2 separate regions of the Homo sapiens genome follow, and region 1 is linked to region 2. The links are chromatin loops, found by intact Hi-C in ENCODE. Cell type or tissue: psoas muscle. All regions are shown on one strand. Each heading gives the region's core, and the rest is flanking DNA. Links, peaks and the distances in the headings are about the cores only. Region 1 overlaps PLCL1 (phospholipase C like 1 (inactive)). Region 2 overlaps PLCL1 (phospholipase C like 1 (inactive)).

Region 1 (8,789 bases), core at 328-8,327, 73 kb before region 2:
TGTCTGCCGAGGCCTGTTTTTTTTCTGTACGTTTTCATGGCTGTTTGTAGACAGTGGTAGGTGAGATTGGAAGAAATAAGAGACTTGAGGAAAACAGAGTTAAACAAGAAAGTAAAAGTAACTCTTCAATACCCAGTACATGGTTAATATGTAGATACTTGAGGATCCTTTATCCCTCTTATGTCTCAGGAGATGGGGTGCTGGGGTTGTGGGGAGGGCAGGGGAGGAGTAAGGGAAAAAGGGAAAAGACAAAGAAGATATCATCTATTTGAGTAAATAAAATGGAGATGTAGTAAAGATATCATTTTGGGAACCTTGAGATTGATAAAAAAAAATACACAACTTACTAGAACTTTTTCAGTTCAAAGCTGAATGCTAAAAGGTTGTTTTGTGTGCTGTATGACAGACAAATATTTTAAAATATGTCTCACAACATTCCTTTGGCTTAGGTGGTGATATTTAAGTTAAGACTTACATATATCAGTTGGCCAGTTTGACAGATAGGAAATTATTTGGAATTAAAAATTCCCCTTCTAGTTTTTCCCCTAAAAAGTCCCTGCTTAATTCATGATTGTTCTCTCCTTTGCCTCTTCTTTCCTAATTCTTTATCTTCTCCCATATCCAAAAGAACATCTGGCAACTATCTCTTTAGAGGCATCTATGATCCTGGATTGAATTTGTTATCCAGTCAGCACCTTCGTGAGCTGTGTTTGATTTTCTGAAATTGGGTTTCCGCAAATGGTCATATTTCAAAGTGCTATGCCATATAATTATTTGAAGGGAAAACATTTTAACGTGGTACAACGACAACGTAAAGAATGAAAATTGTGCTAAGTGAGTTCTGTCTCTTTCAAGTTCAAATTGGTAGGTTTTCCTGGCTTGAACACAAAATGAAGTCAAATTGAAGGGTCAGAGATACAAGAAAATTATAAGGAGAACAAACTCATTAGAAAGGGAACTGAAAAATGGATAACAAGAGGAACAAATACAGGGATTTTCCATATCTAGGGAAAAACAATCCATAGGTTCTATGGGGACTTTAAAAATATAGAGGATTGAGAAAAAAACTTTGTATTTTGCAACAATTTTAGGTTAATAGAACATTCGTAAAGATAGCAAAAATAGTTCCTATATACTCTATATCCAGCTTCCCCTAATGCTAACATATTACAGTTTTAGATTTTTAATGGTTATGATAAACATGAGTCTATGATTTATAGATGTCACTACTTTTTTATAGTATTAGAAGAAAATTAGACATATAATTTTCTACTTGAAAATTTATATTCTTGTTTACACTTTAAGAATATGTAATATCTTCCAACCACATTCATATCAAGAAGAACAAAAACAAGCAAACAAAACCCCTGATCATATCTTAAAAAAACAGCCCTTCTCTGAGTTATTTACATTTTTAGCAGGATGCAAAACTTTATGCCCAAATTTTCCAAATTTAGGTATGTTACCATGGCATTTTATCCTGGAAAATTGCTTTGACTGGAAGTTTCTTTGGCAAATCTCACTTTTATTTATTTATTTTATTTTATTTAGACGGCGTCTTGCTCTGTCGCCAGGCTGGAGTGCAGTGGCGCGATCTCGGCTCACTGCAACCTGTCTCCTGGGTTCAAGCGATTCTCCTGCCTCAGCCTCCCGAGTAGCTGGGACTACAGGCATGTGCCACCACGGCCAGCTAATTATCATTATTATTATTATTATTTTTTGAGACCGAGTTTCACTCTTGTTGTCCAGGCTGGAGTGCAATGGCGTGATCTTGGCTCACCACAACCTCCGCCTCCTGGGTTCAAGTGATTCTCCTGCCTCAGCCTCCTGAGTAGCTGAGATTACAGGCATGCGCCACCATGCCCGGCTAATTTTTTTGTATTTTTAGTAGAGACAGGGTTTCTCCATGTTGGCCAGGCTGGTCTCGAACTCCCTACCTCAGGTGATCCACCCGCCTTGGCCTCCCAAAGTGCTGGGATTACAGGCGTGAGCCACCGCGCCCAGCCCCTAATTTTTGTATTTTTAGTAGAGACAGGGTTTCACCATGTTGGCCAGGATGGTCTCAATCTCTTGACCTCATCGTGATCCTCCTGCCTCGGCCTCCCAAAGTGCTGGGATTATAGGCATGAGCCATGGCGCCCAGCCCAAATCTCACTATTTTTTAGATTAAAATGGAACTGTTGTGGGGTATAATGTAAAATTTATGCATTTTTAAAAAGCAAGAGATAGCTTAAAATGGGACTCTTTGGTGGTCTCTGGCAGTGTGCAGACTTTGGTGGTATGAGTTCACTCTGTTTTGTCTTTATAGCTATAGAGGTTGAAAAAAAAAAAAACCATTACCTTACACTAATTGACATAAATTTTGGAAGCATTATTTCAGCACCAACCAATACAGGTTTCCCATAGTCCTTATTGGATATCATAGAATTTTTGATAAATATTTGTGAAATGAAGCAATGAGTAAAAATAAGGAATGTCATTTTGAAATGTGGGGCCTTTTCTGTGTCTCCTCAAATCCCACCTGGGAAGTGCTCACTCATTCCAGGTAAGACAGGCTTTGCTGATTCTGGGCCTTGGACTGGCAGGGAAGAAGGGACTGACTAGGTTAAGTATCTCCTCAAGGTGCTGGAGGCCTCTAAATAAAATGAGGTACCTCCCCCTTCATTCCTAGCCTGGAAGAAGACTGGAGCCTCGAGATTACAGTTATAGTCTCTGCTTATTATATAAAAGTAATCATATGCTATATATAGCCCATGATGGTATAAATGTTGTAGCTGAAGGGCAACTGACAAGAGAAGGCAGTGGAGACTTGGGAAAAAGTGGGATTTTAGGTCTGAGAGACCTTCAAGTTCTAGCCTGGGCTGCAGGATAGAACCCTAGGTTTGGTACTTTGACCCTCGGTTTGGTACTTATCCTCTTGAGGCCATATTTCATTATATAAAATGGGAAGTCAGTAATCTATAGTGAGAGCTACATGTAAGAGTGAATTTATCTTATGAACTAATCATTGGCCTTTTTTGCTGTCAGATCTATTCCTTTTCTCCCACTTCATTATCTGCATGGCTGAAGGTTCAACCCCTGCAGGCTGATTTCCTAGCTCTTTCCCAGCTGGGTTTAGCCAATGAGAGGCACTGGCAGGAGATGGGCAGGCAAGCACAGCTGCTGTGTTTGCTTTGTGGCTCCAGCTTGTGTAAGACAGGCCCACTGTGGTTCCAGCTTTTTCCATGACTCTGGCCCTTTGGTGCTGGTAATACCATCCTCTCCTTCTGTCCCTCCAGCCAAGGAGTGGTAGTAGCTACCTGCAGTTGTTAGCCTCCGGGTTGCCTCTTTATTCTCTTTTGGCTTCTTAGCTCTTTTAGCAGTGATGTATCTAAGTCACTGTATTACATTCCCTCTTTTTAGAATGTTGGAGTGGTTCCTATTTCCCTCATTGGACCCTTATTGATCCAGTCCATTTCGGTAATCTAGCTGTGAGCTGCAGTACTTCAACTAGGCTGGTTGTGATAGAAATAGAAAGGAAGGAGAGACCTGCCAAAGGAGAAAGAGAGCAGTAACCTATTAGATGGGGAAAAGATCAGGAGAAATAAAGCAATTCAGATAATTGTGACTGCCATTGTTGAAGACAGGCCTTTGGAAGGGGAACTGGTTTGGGTGTAGAACCAATGGGTTTTGTGTAGAGCATGTCAAAGAAGATAAACTTCATGATTTCACTGCCTTTCCCACTTCAGTGTATTGCAGCTGCAGGAGTATTTATGGAGTTGCCTTTCTCTCTTGGGAAAGGGTAAAAATGTTCAGAGGAAAGAGATCAGGGGTAGCTACACTTATGTCAGATAAAAATAGACTTTACGTCAAAAACTACAAAAAGAGGCAAAGAAGGTCATTACATAAGGATACAGAGGTTAATTCCTCAAGAAGACATAACAATTGCAAATATGTATGCACCCAACATCAGAACACCTAAATACATAGGTATAATAATGTGATTCAAGTCCAATATTCACACATTTACACATAGGTGTAAAAGTATAATTCAAGTCCAATATTTATTGATTTTTTGTTTAGATGATCTGAACAGAAAATCAATAAGTGTTGGACTTAAATTACATTTTCAACCAAATGGACCTAACAGACATATGCAGAATACTCCATCCAACAGCAGCAGAATACACCTTCTTCTCAAGTACACATGAAACAGTCTCTAGGATTGATCACATCTTAGGCGACAAGACAAGTCTTAACAAAATTCAGAGAGGACAGCAGTGTGTGGCCCAGAAGGGAATGCCCCCTGGTGGCTTGCTAAGCCTGGAACACATCTAACACCATTGACTCCAGCCCCATCTCTGTAACTTTTTTGGGAGTAGAATAGGAACCCATTCTTTGCCAGTTGGGCAGCAGCTCTTTACCAAGGGACCAAGATGAGCAGGCTGTTCCTTTTGTCAGTGCAACATTTGCAAGAGGAGTGCTGTGGGAGGAGATAAAAATTGACTTCCAAATGGCCAGCAAAATTTCAGAGACATTTTTGGGACTGGCTTTTAGGTTCAGACTTAATAAGTAAAACAGCAGATACTTAAGATTTTGATTTCCCTGTGGGTTAAGATAGTTCATAGTGGGGATGGCCAACATTGCTACAGCAAGCTGGAATCCACTTCCTCAATGTACTGGGGCATTATGGAAAATAATGATCTCTGAGGGAGAGAAATGATTCCACATCTTTGGGAACAATATCTAGATATATTAAGAAATGACCTCAGATGAAAAACAAATATAAAAACATTTTGGCAAATCAGAAGGTGCACATTATATGGCATTCATGATGTTTTATATAGTATATGTGTGTTGGGAAAGAAAAGAAGAGTCTAATAAATGAAGACAAACAGGAAACCCTTCCTAAACTCTCTTCCCAAATACTTCTTAGTCACGTTGTACAGGTCGAAGGTTCTGGGAAGAAACAGCTAGTGCTCTGACCTGCATTCTGCAAATATAACGTTTCCTGTTTTGTAGGAACTTGGGGCTGAAAAATGCATAAACCAATTGATTTAAACTCTTAAACCCATAATATTCACAAACCTCAAGGACTGCTGGTCAAAGCCTCTCTCTCTCTCTCTCTCTCTCTCTCTCTCTCTCTGTGTGTGTGTGTGTCTGTGTATGAGAGAGAGAGAAAGAGAGAGAGAGAGAGAGAGAGAAAGATCTATTGCAGATGTTCTTGGAGTATTACATTACATCTAATTTCCAGATAGTCTCCAGATAACTGAATAATTGATTCATGTGAATCTTAAATACATCAATATTCTGTAGTTTCTCAAACCTTTTATTTTGTTTTTTTTTTTTCAACTCTGAGTGAATTAGGTTTAGTTGGAGAAAACCGTTTATGTTATGTACTTCTAAAATATGATGAGGTGAAGCATGAAGCATGGTTCTCCTTGGAATGATGTTTACATTAATAAGGCTTTTTATCTCACAACGACATAGATAATATAAAATTAAAATCAACTGCTGATCTCAGGGAGCAAACAGATTTTTATGATAAGGATTGTATAGCCACCTTTACATCTTTTTCTTTCCTTTTAAATAAATGATGAAAGCTCCAGTGCTGTCATAAAATCACATTTATTTGTAGTGATAGGGATGAAATAATCACTGTTTCATCACCGTGATCAGCGGTCACATACACACAATGGAACCTGACATGCTGGCAGCCTCAGCTCATTACAGCTTTCCAACCAACCTCCAAGCTTATGGCTGGAAGTCAAATGGGGTGGGCAGGTTCCAAGTAGGAAAGAAAAATAATTGGCTTTGGAGATAAAGGGATTATTTAAATTTCCATATGAAATTTCCACAATTTCTTGGCTTCAAATTGAGAGGGAGTTACACTAAGATGCCTGTGTTTCAATTTTAAAATTAAAAGCATTCAAAGAAGTGGAGAAAATTATTATAGACAACAACCATTTCAATAACATTTCTCTGTCTTCATGTTGTTTATCACACTATTAATTACCTGCTAATTAAAAACAAAACAACTGGAAAATTCTAGCAACAGAATTTTTCATCAGGAAGGCTTTTGGTTTAATAATTTTTTTCTTATCCTTACAATATCAAGTTGTTCCCCTCCCCCCCATAAGGATTGATTAGTTTAAAAGATTGGTGTTTGATCGGAATGCAAACATCAGTGGGACAAAGTGGGACTTTTCTGGTACTATGTAGTTTTTGGAGACCAAGGCCTCTGAGTCAGACAGACCTAGGATTACATTTAAGCTATCTCTCCTTTGAGCCAGATTTGAATCTCAATTTATCTTTCCACTTCGTGATCTTGGGCAGGTTACTTAATCTTTCAAAGCCTCAGTTTCCTCATCTGCAAAATGGTGATAATGAAACCACCACGAAGACCTGTTGTGAGGGGAAAATAGGATCGTGTGTGTAAAGAGCTTACATAACAGAGAGCCTAGCATATAGATTCATAGTAGCTGTTTTTTAACAAAATTATTTTTGCACTATTTTCTTTTGTGACTATTAGCATTTGGCAGTGTGCTTACCGCATTACTAAATTTTGTCTTGATAGAGCAGTCCCTGAGCGATGGTTGAGACCTCACAGTGTAGATAGACCTGTTGAAGTGTTGGGTGTTGCTGACTTTGATTTGCACCCCTGGACACCACATTCAGCACCTGGATAGCTTTAGCAGCAATGGCAAAAGATGAATTCCATTTCAATCAACGCTATCCACAACCTTGATTTGGGGTTTTTGAATAAAAATAGGGTTTTATGCTTGAGGATATAGCACATTTTGAGCTGCTGAGTGAGACTTGCACTTGGCATGTGTGGGTGCCCTGGTGAAAACTCAGGGAGCTTTGCATTTCATTATATTTTTAATAATGCTTGGCAAGTAGCAGAATTAAACTTGTGAATCATTTGAACAACCACTTTTCTTAATGGAGATGAGCCTCTTTATCTTTTAGGAGTCAATACTCTGTGGTTCTAAATTAGAGTCCTCGATGTGATTGTATTCCTCTCAAACAGTATTAAGAACTTATTTTATAATGGAGAGGTTCATAATGAAAGCAGTCTGGGGAACGAGGCATCCTAGGCTCTTGATGGTGCTGGGTTGAAGGACAGGAGGAGCTGGTGAGGATGTGGCCAGGACCTGTTCCCTGGTGTGGGGGTAGTAGGGAGGATACTAACCTTTTTTTACTGTGTACTAGATGCTTTGTACACATTGTTTCATTTAGTCTTCTCGGTACACCTTTAAGGCAGGTATTGTCATGCCCATTTCAAAGGTGCAGAGAGATGATTTATCCAAGATTACATAGTGAATAGAAAAGCAGTAATAAAAGGAGGAAATATCAGTTTTGGTTACCCAGTATATTTTGTGAAAATCCATCAAGATGTATATTTATAATTTGTGTACTTTTCTGTATATATGCTCACTTCAATAAAAAGTTACTTATAAAAACAAACAGATCTGCCTGACAAAGTCTATGCTCTTTTCTATCATACTACCACCAAAAAAGTATGATGCATGGAACTCCAAGTGCTTTACAAGGAATTTCCTCTGTCAGTCACAGCTAGGCGTGGCGAGAAATAGTGCTACTCTTATTAACTAGACCTGATTTTGAAAGACTTGAATATTTCCAAGGGAAGATACACTTAGAGAAGTATAGTTTCCTAAAACTGCAGATGTCTATGTGTTAGACTTAGAAGATTATTCCAAAATCGTGTTCTGAAAATGCATTTAGCTTGTTGCAGAGTTGTTCATAGTAATGTAAAATTGGAAAAAAATAGAAATATCCATCAAAGAGGGATTCAACAAATAAATACTATGTGACTTAAAACTTACCTATTTTGAATGATGCCTCTGATATAGTGTGGAGTGAAAACTGGTTTTCGAACTGCAGATATAGTATGATGGTATTTTTGTAGTTGTTTTTTCTTTATGTAACATATTCATATAAATAAATGGCTGGAAAGATATTTGCCAAAATATTAATAGTGATACCTCTGCATTTTTGTGATACTGGTTGAATTTTACTTTCCATTTTATGTCCTTCTGTATGGTTGGTTTTATATAGACATTGCTTTCCTACAATTCTATAAATAAAATTTTAATTTTTAATAAAACAGTACCTTTAATCAAAGGCTGCATCCCAAATTAAATATATCCCTTCTCAAGGTGTCTACTGTAAAGGAGGAAGAATTCATTTTAGTGTATGAGTTTCGATACATCAAAATAATATTAAATTATAGTCAAATCATAGAAAAGAATTTTCAGGAATAAAAAGTGCCATTTAATAAGATCAAATACATGCAATTACCAGACTGCTTGGCTTCTGTAAACATTTTTAAAAAATCATTTTGAGGGATATAGTTTATAAAAGTAACAATTATAATAAACAATTTTAATTATATTAATAAATATAATTAAGAACTACTTTAATTATATTCTATATAAGCAAGTTGCTCTATCTACCTGTACCAGATATCATAGCAATCTAAAAGATAGCTGTTTTACTTATCCAAATATGTGTCTTATATAGATAGGTCAGTTTCAAAAATTCTCCGTTCTTTTTAGATTTTAGTATAAAGACATATGATTGCTTTATTTTATTTTATTCTATTTCATTCCATTTTAGCGATTCCTTCAATCAGGCTGAAGACAGAATTAAAATTATGCACATTAAATACTCATGCAAAAACAGATTATAGAGCAGGATATGACTTTCATTTTTGTCTTTTTCTTAAAGATTTCCAAGGAACTAACCTAAGAGAATCCTGAGTACATCTTACTGTGGGTGTCATT
Region 2 (8,789 bases), core at 255-8,254:
CAGGATATGGCTGTATTTGGAGATAGGGCCTTTAAAGAGGTAACTAAATTAAAATGAGGTAATTGGTGGGGCGGGGGATAATCCAATATGATGGGTGTCATTATAAGAAGACAAAATTTAGACTTAGACAGGTACAGAAGGAAGACCATGTGAAGACATAGGGAAAAGATGGCCATCTATATAAGCCAAGCAGTGAGGTCTCAGAAGAAACCAACCCTGCCAACACCTTGATATGGGACTTTTAGCTTCTAGAATTGTCAGAAATAAATTTCTGTTGCTTAAGCTACAGAGCAAACCTCGCTCCGTAACCTGTTAGGAACCAGACCATGCAGCAATGAGCATTGCTGCCTGAGCCCCGCCTCCTGTCAGATCAGCAGCAGCATTAGATTCTCATAGGAATGGGAAACCAATTGTGAACTGTGCATGTGAGGAATCTAGGTTGTTTGCTCCTTATGAGAACCTAACTAATGCCTGAGGATCTGAGGTGGAACAGTTTCATCCTGAAACTATGCACCCCTCTCCAGCCCCCCAGTCCATGGAAAAATTGTATTCCATGAAACCAGTACCTGGTGCCAAAAAGGTTGGGGACCCTGGCTTAAGCCACCCTGTCTGTGGTGCTTTGTCATGGCAGCCCTAGCAGACTAATACAGGGACCTAGGAGGAGAAAGCTAACGTTTGAGTTTCCTAGTGCAAAACTCATCAGGACACAAACTTAAAACTCCACAATTTTCTCTTGATCTTTGGCAGAAAAATGTAATTTAATTAGGATGCATTTTTATGTAAAGTGGGGTGCCCTTGGCCACATGACTTGTTCTTTATGTGGGCAGATAGGACAGTCTCCTTAACCAGCGTGATTAGAATTTCACTAGCTTATCGCTCAACAAATACACACATTGTTACTCCACTGGCTTCTGCCTTTCCCAGATATACCTGTCATAATATAATGTAATTAAAATAATTATAATTGTCTGACCTTGAAATTACTAATTAGCATGATGGTCAGTCCTTTGATAATTTTCTCCAGAAAAGTCTTGTTAAAATGGGCCTGCATAAAAAGCTGGGGGCAATGAACTAGTTATAAAAGGATAGGCTAATTTTTGGTTAAGTTGACTATTCCTTGCCAGAATTAAGAAGTTGGAAGATGAGGTTTCTTGGGGGTGGTTAGTCATAGTCCTGGGAAATTGGGACCTAGGCTGAGGGGAGTAGGAATTCAGTGGCACTCAATTAATTTTTTCATTCAAAAAACACAAACAAAGCCTTTGATTCAACAAACACAAACAAAATCTTGCTTTGGCCGGGCCCTGTGCTAACTCCTGGGATGCCTCTATGAACATGATAGAAGCAGCTACTGCATTCAGAGTTTATGTTCTTATGGGAGATACAGATGTTACAAAGTACAAGCCATAATTAGTTATTTTGGCTTGTACTTTGTAGAGAATGAAAAATAATTTTATTTAATTCATTATCTTGCTGAAGGTTGGCACTTTTTAGCCCGTGCTGTCCAATGCAGAAAGCACTAGCCATAGGTGTGCTATTTTAAGTAATACAAAATAATTACAATTGAATAAAATTAGATATTCCATTCCTCAGGGGCATTCGTCACATTTCAAGTGCTCAGTAGCCACATGTGGCTAGTGACTACCATAATGGACAACAGAGATACAGAATGTTTCTGCACTGCTGAAAGTTTCACCAGAGAATGCTATCTGGGCTCTAGAGTTGTGCCAGACCTGCAAAGTCAAGAAAGAGGGCCCTTAGCTTAATTCCTTAGAGAACAGAAGATATATATATTTATATCTACCAAAATAGTCCACTTTTGGCTGCAGGCCATAGTATAAATCTCATCTTAGTCTGGCCTTCAAAATGAAGAATGGGCTGGTTTTAAACCAAGGACAGATTTCCTTTCCTCTTAGTCTTATGAGTATTGGGGTTTTGCATTTTGTGAGTGCTCATTTTTGTATGTATGAGCAATTTGTCCATAGGAACTAGGGGATTTTTATATTTTTTCCTTTTATTTAAAATATATGACTACATAAAATAAACAACATGTGGTTTACAGATATGAGGAGTATTGGAATCTGTTACTTTAAAATAGTATAGCAATGTTTGGACTTTTCACAGCTGAAAGAATTAAATTCAGCTTCAGTACCACCAATTCCCATTTTTTTTCAAGTACAAGAGAAAAAAGAAGAAAAGAATATGTGGGTGGAGAATAAGGAAATCAGCTGTGTTGGTTTAATACCCTTGAAGGTGACATTAGTAGAAGACTTTATTAAAACATGCAACCTGAAGCTGAGGATTATAAAATATAATATGTCATGGTGGGAGATATGCTTTGGCTGCCACACCTAAAGGTCACTCTTTGAAGGGAGCTGAGACAGCTGCCAGGATCCATTGATTTCTTTCTAGTACTAAAACATCCTCTGGCAGGTGTCAGCCTGGGTGTGTGAACAAAAAAATATGGAAAATTAAAGAGTAAGCAAAAATGGGCCATGGGATCCTCCTAGTAGACCGAGCAGAATGCTCCAGTGTTTGTTCTGAACAGACGTGTAAATTTTTGCTTTAGCGACACAACAGATACATGAAGTGTTCAAATATTAGTCAACATATATTTTCTTTAGTGGAATATAGCTTCTCAAGTCTCTAGGATAACAAAGTTTTAAAATCCTGTCTAGGTGTATATAATTCTTTAATTTGTTTCTAGTGGGGCTACTCCCTCAGGTTAAGTAGGACACTTTCCCTACAATAGATTTCATTTTTCTTTGATTAGTTTCCACTTACTCCTTCTGCTCCTAACATGGCCATCCCTCTGCAGTTCTCCAAATATCCCATGTGTGTGCTTGCCTCTATGTCTCTGCATACACCATTTCTCTTCTGTGCTTACCCCCCAACTCCTCTACAATCTAGAAGACTCAGCCTTGAGATCTTTTTGAACAAGAATTGCATTTATGATGATAAATCTGTGCCTGTCCTACAAAAAAAGCCCTTGTCTCCTTCTGAGGTGATTTTGCTTAGTGGCTAATCTTTTCAACTTTTTGTCTTTAGGTTTTGCAGAAAATGAGAAAAGATGGAAAGAGTGAGAGGTCACATGATTTGCTGCCTGGGCTGTGGGGACCACCCAGGGGCTGTGTGGAGGGAACCATCCCTACGTTAGCGCTGAGCTCATAACCATGACGTCAACCTAGATTCCAAATCTAGGTGCTCACATTCATTTCACACCATTAGCAAGTTAAAAATGATAGAGCCAGGCCAAGCGCGGTGGCTCATTCCTGTAATCCCAGCACTTTGGGAGGTTGAAGTGGGCAGATCCCTTGAGCTCAGGAGTTCCAGTCCAGCCTGGGTAACCTGGTGAGACCCCAGCTCTACAAAAAATACAAAAATTAGCTGGGCATGGTGGCACATATCTATAGTCTCAGCTTCTTGGGAGGCTGAGGAGAGAGTCGCTTGAGTCTTGGAGGGTGAGGCTGCAGTGAGACATGATTGCACCTCTGCACATCGGCCTGTGTGACAGAGTGAGACCCTGTCTCAAACAACAACAACAAGATAGAGCCATTTACTAAGCAGATTGGCAGGTGAGGGACGCTGGTTTTAGCTAGTACAGTGAATGAGTGTGTGAGTGTGTGTGTGTGTGTGTGTGGGGGGTGGTGTATTCTTAGTCCCTTTTACACTGACAGTTGAAAAACTGACCTTTGCCCTTCTCTCTCCCATGTTATTTCTGATGTTAGTAGGCAGTTTGTAGCACAGCAGGATGGAAGAGTTGCAAAGGGAATTGTCTATGGGGTGAACCTTTTCAATTGCCCTTCCATCCACATACCCTCTTTACTGTGAATAATCATAAATGCATAATGATAACATTTTCCACATGCTAAATCATGCTAATGACCCCTACCAAGTAGAGGAAAGAATGTTGTCTTATAATACCAACAGATTATTTAAACCTGAGAGCTTTACATCATGTTAGATTAAGTTGTGTATATTAAAATTTTCCAAACAGTAAGTATAAAGATACTGTCTTATACATATAAGAGGTATGGCTATTTTAACATATTTTTTAAATTATATGAAATAAACTTTATTGGACATAGTTTTACGTTACCATTTTTTCTCTCTTTCACCAAATTGTGAAAGCAAATAGCTAGATATGCTTTCTCCCTTTGAAGAGGCATGACAGTTTCAGGTTTTGCTAAGAAAGATAGTTTCCATCTGAAAATGTGTGTACATAGTGTTTACTTCTAATTTAAATGCCTATTTACACAGGTTGGGGATACACCAATGTTTTTTGATGATGTGGTAAGTTTTCAAAATCTATTTGAGGTCATTTTTATATGCTTAGAATGACTTAGGTGCAAATCTACATGGAAGCAGAGGAATAAACCACATGGTTTTAGAAGCCATTTCTGATCATTGGAGCACAAGCTTTTTGTGGACAGCAGGCACTCCCTACCTAAGTCCAAAGCAGGGGAGCCACCTGCTGGACAGTGTGAAAAATCTTCATTTTCTGGAGGTAGTCATCCCTGCTTTTTTACTTTTAAGTTTAGGTAGATTTACTTACATATAAATTTATGTACTTTTTATTTTGCTGAGTAAATTTCTCACTTCACACAAATAAAGCGGCTCTAAAATAAGGAGAAAAAAATTAGGATGCTATGAAACACAAATTTGAACAACGATCAGTACTAGAAGTAGAGGCTTTTAGTCATTCCATTTTGTATTTTGTCTTTTTCCTTTCATTCGTAGTTCAGCCTAACTGCATTTATATTGTAAACCAAAAATAAAATTCTAAGCCCCTTAACCGACTGAATGGACCTGTCCTATGGGGACAAGGGGATTCCAAAAAATTCCAAAAAGCTAGTTCAGGCCATGATGGGAACCTGATGGTGTAACCACCCAGTTGGGTTCACCTTTCATGCTACCTAGAAAGAGCTGATTCATCTAGACAGGGGAATCGCAATAGAGAAAGAATAATTCGCACAGAGCCAGCTGTGCGGGAATCTGGAGTTTTATTATTGCTCCAATCTGTCTCCCCAGGATCAGAGTTTTTAAAGACAATTTGTGGGAGGGGAGGGGCAGTGAGTCAGGGACTGCTGATTGGCTGGGTCGGAGATGAAATTATGGAGAGGAAATCATGGGGCGTTACTGTCTTCTTGCGCTTAGTCCGTTCCTGGGTGGGCATCACAGGATCAGATGGGCCAATTTCTTGATATGGTGGTGCCAGTTGATCCGTCAAGTGCAGGGTCTGCAAAACTTCTCAAGTACTGATCTTAGGAGCAGTTTAGGGAGGGTCAGAATCTTGTAGCCTCCAGCTGCATGACTCCTAAACCATAATTTCTAATCTTGTGGCTACTGTTAGTAGTCAAGAAGGAGGTTTATTTTAGGAAAGGGATGTTATTGTTCTTGTTTTAAACCATAAACTATAAGTTCTTCCCAAAGTTAGTTCAGCCTATGCCCAGCTTGGAGGTTAGAGGCAAGATGGAGTCATTTAAGTTGGATCTCTTTCACTGTCTCAGTCATAATTTTGCAAAGGCAGTTTCAATGGTAAAAGGGAATTGGATACGCTGCATTATACTTTCCTCCCTTTGGAATTCAGGCTGAACTGATCGGCCTTAAAATTAAAACAGAGATCTTAAGACACAGTAGGCTCTTTGTAGCAATAAGATACCAAATTCCAACCTGACTCCAGTATAGCATCACATGACAGATAGCAGGCCCTGAGAAAAATCAAGTATTTTACCCCAAAATATATTTCTTTGACATATTTTTAAATGGCCCTGCAAAGCTATCTCTTGTGGGGGAAATTTACCTCCTTTAGAGAAGCCCCTTCCCTTTCCAGGTCTTTTTCTGATCCTGAAGAGTTTAGCTGAGAGTCTGGTACCTTTTAAAGGTATGAATAGGAAGCATTTGCCATCTATTGCCTCTAAGGATGGCCACCTATAAGACTTCATCTACATAATAAGACCGTTGGTCTCCAACAACACCCCTTATCTTTGCCCAGACACTCCTTTCTATTGATTCCAGGTTTTTTAGATAATAACTTAAACCCTTCAACCAATTGCCAATCAGAAAAATCTTTGAATCCACCTATGACCTGTAAGTCTCCTGCTTCGAGTTGTTCTGCCTTTCCCTACCAAACCATGATTGATGTCTTATGTCCTCCTAAAATTTAAAATATCAAACTGTAACCCAACCTCCTTGGCCACATGTTCTCAGGACCTCCTGAGGCTGTGTCACAGGTCATGGTCCTCACATTTGGCTCAGAATAAATCTCTTCAAATATTTTACAGAATTTGGCTTGCTTTTTTCATCAACAATATGTATACAAACGGGCTTTTCTAAAGGACTTTCAGCCCTCCTTCAGCTCATCTCCTTCCTCTTTCTATCTCCTCGCCTACATAGTCAAACTTCTTAACAGGGTTGTTTATACTTGCCGAATCCACTTCCTTACCTCCCACTCACTTCTTAGCCAACTTTAATCTTTCTTCTTCCCCGACACTCCATTAAATCATTCTCACCAAGGTCACCAATAACCACCTTGTCACAAAATCTCATGGACACTTTTCCAGTTTTTATCTTTTTTGACTAGTTGGGAACATTCTACGTGGCTAAGCACTCCCTACTTTTTATTTTTTTTAATTTTTTTGAGACAGGGTCTTGCTCTGTCACCCAGGCTGGACTGTGGTGGCATGATCATGGCTCACTGCAGCCTCAACCTGCTGGGCTCAAGCAATCCTCCTGCTTCAGCCTCCCAAGTAGCTGGGACTACATGCACATGCCACCACACCCTGCTAATTTTATGTTTTGTAGAGATAGAATATTGTGATATTTCCCAGGCTGACTCCCCACTTCTTGCAACACTGCTTCTCTTGATTTCTGGGACACCACCCCCTTCTCTCTTCTTCCTACATCTCTGACTCTTTCTTCCCAGAATCGTTTGCAGGTTCCCTTTCCTCTGCTATTCTGTTAAATGCTGGTATTTCTTAGGGTTCTAGCTTAGGCTATCTTCTCACTCCACCTTCTGTCCCTGGGGGACACAGTTCATGCAAAGGGTTTTGATTATCTTCACCATGCTGTCAAATCTCAAGTGTGTATTTTTGGCCCAGGTGTCACTCTCTTTATCTCTTGATGATCCCTGCTCATCCTCCCATATAGTTTATATATCAAATTACCTCCCAGGCATTGTACCTGGGAGGTCACTCAGCCACAGCAAGGTCGGCATGTCTCCAGCTGTGCTTATCCCTATCCATATGTCCTGCTTATCCTCAGTGACACCTCTGGAATTCCTGCTTGAATGAATAAATGACAACTCAGAGTTATCCAAACCTAAATCCTGGGGGTTATCCTTGATCCTTTTCTTAACTCTCCACCTCTAATTGGTTAGCAAGCACCGTTGGGTCAACCTCCTTAATACCTCCCTAGGAAACTTCCATTCCCATAGCCGTCACCTTAGTTATCTTCATTTATCACCTGAGTTAGTGAAAAGTCATTTCTCCTCTATCCTTTTCCCACTCCATAGCATAGAGCTGGAGTGATCTTTTTGAATGTAAAGCTGGTCATGGCCATTCTCCCTTCCTAAAGCCCTTCCAGGGCTTCCCACAGCTCCTTCTTAACTTCTCTTCTGAAACTCATTGTGGCCTGTCTTCTCAGCTCCCCTCCTTCCCCTCCAGCTTCGTCTCTCATTGCCTTCTTCTTCCATGCACTACTCCAGCCACATGGAACTTTCTCCACTTCCTCAGTGGCACCAGGGATGCTTTCATGCTGAGTAGTCACATGGACTGTCCCTTCTTCCTTGAAAGTGTGTAACCCTGCTTGTACCCCTGCTCCCTGGGAGCCCCCATCCTGTTGTTTTCACACTGCATGGGGCACTGTTATCTGTACTTCAGGTGTTTGCTCAGGTACGGAGTCTTCAGGATGCCTTCATGGACACCTCACCTTCTCCTGCCTCCCATCTTCAACAGAGTTAGGTATCCCTGTACGTATTCCCACAGAACTCTGCTATTCCACTATCATAGCACTTTAATTGCTTTTTTATCTTTCACGAGACAGTCTCTATTATTGTAAGCAATTAGGTGATGAATTTTAACATAGCAATTTTAACCTGAGCCCCAATTAATAAACAGTAGACATTTAGCATATGAGGTCAAATCAAAGAACGTCTCGTCAAATCCCCATGTTTTGGAGAAAAGGAAACTGCTGCCCACAGGAGTTAGGGACATTTCCAAAGTCACAAAGTCAATTCATAACTTATTAATCATTCTTCCCACTGCAGACATCAGCCATAACCCCTATTCTTTCTATCCTTTTGACTGATTCTGGTTTTCTCTGCAAGAAGCTTGAAAGCCTTAGCCAGGACATGGTTTAAACTCTATTTTGCCTTGGTTATCAAGCAATCAAATGGTGTGGTTAAAATTGTAGCAAGCCTGTCATTTCTCATTTAAAATAAAACGGGACTCATTCAGGCTTCTTGAAGTGAGACTGCATGTGACGATGCAGGGAACACATCTCCTAGAAAGAAGAGGAGCCACTGAATGGGCAGCCTCATGGAATCTCAGGCTAGAAGATCCTTCACATTTGAAGCAGGCTTTAGAGGACTGTGTTATCTTTTCCTTTTCCATTTCCCCTTTCCTTGCCTTAAGAGCAAGAATTGTAGATTTTCACTCTAGTGCTGTGGGCTTACAGGGGCTCAGCTCTGCTGGTCTTTTATTCCTCTCTATATTTTCTAGCACTTCATTCTGTTCACAACCAACTAAGACTCTTAGAATTTTTCAGTTTCAGTCTCAGAAAGAGTTAATCCA

Evidence for each region. Peaks named below come from ENCODE experiments on the same cell type or tissue, not always from the same donor. Only the 100,000 strongest peaks of a DNase experiment are listed, where the experiment ranks them.
Region 1: it touches region 2 in a loop (2.5-fold over the local background); 13 of 110 quality-filtered maps call a loop at or near these places.

What each region holds. Positions count from the first base shown.
Region 1 is chr2:198,050,206-198,058,994 of GRCh38, forward strand. The region is part of intron 1 of PLCL1 (phospholipase C like 1 (inactive)); the gene reads left to right. Among named protein-coding and RNA genes, the nearest start is that of PLCL1, 250 kb to the left of the region's middle. In psoas muscle, for the core only: a CTCF peak has its summit at 4,281 (motif pointing left); no DNase peak of the experiment used is centred there; H3K27ac peaks cover 2,042 bases.
Region 2 is chr2:198,123,376-198,132,164 of GRCh38, forward strand. The region is part of intron 5 of PLCL1 (phospholipase C like 1 (inactive)); the gene reads left to right. Among named protein-coding and RNA genes, the nearest start is that of LINC01923, 250 kb to the right of the region's middle. In psoas muscle, for the core only: a CTCF peak has its summit at 4,476 (motif pointing left); a DNase peak (open chromatin) is centred at 4,446; H3K27ac peaks cover 435 bases.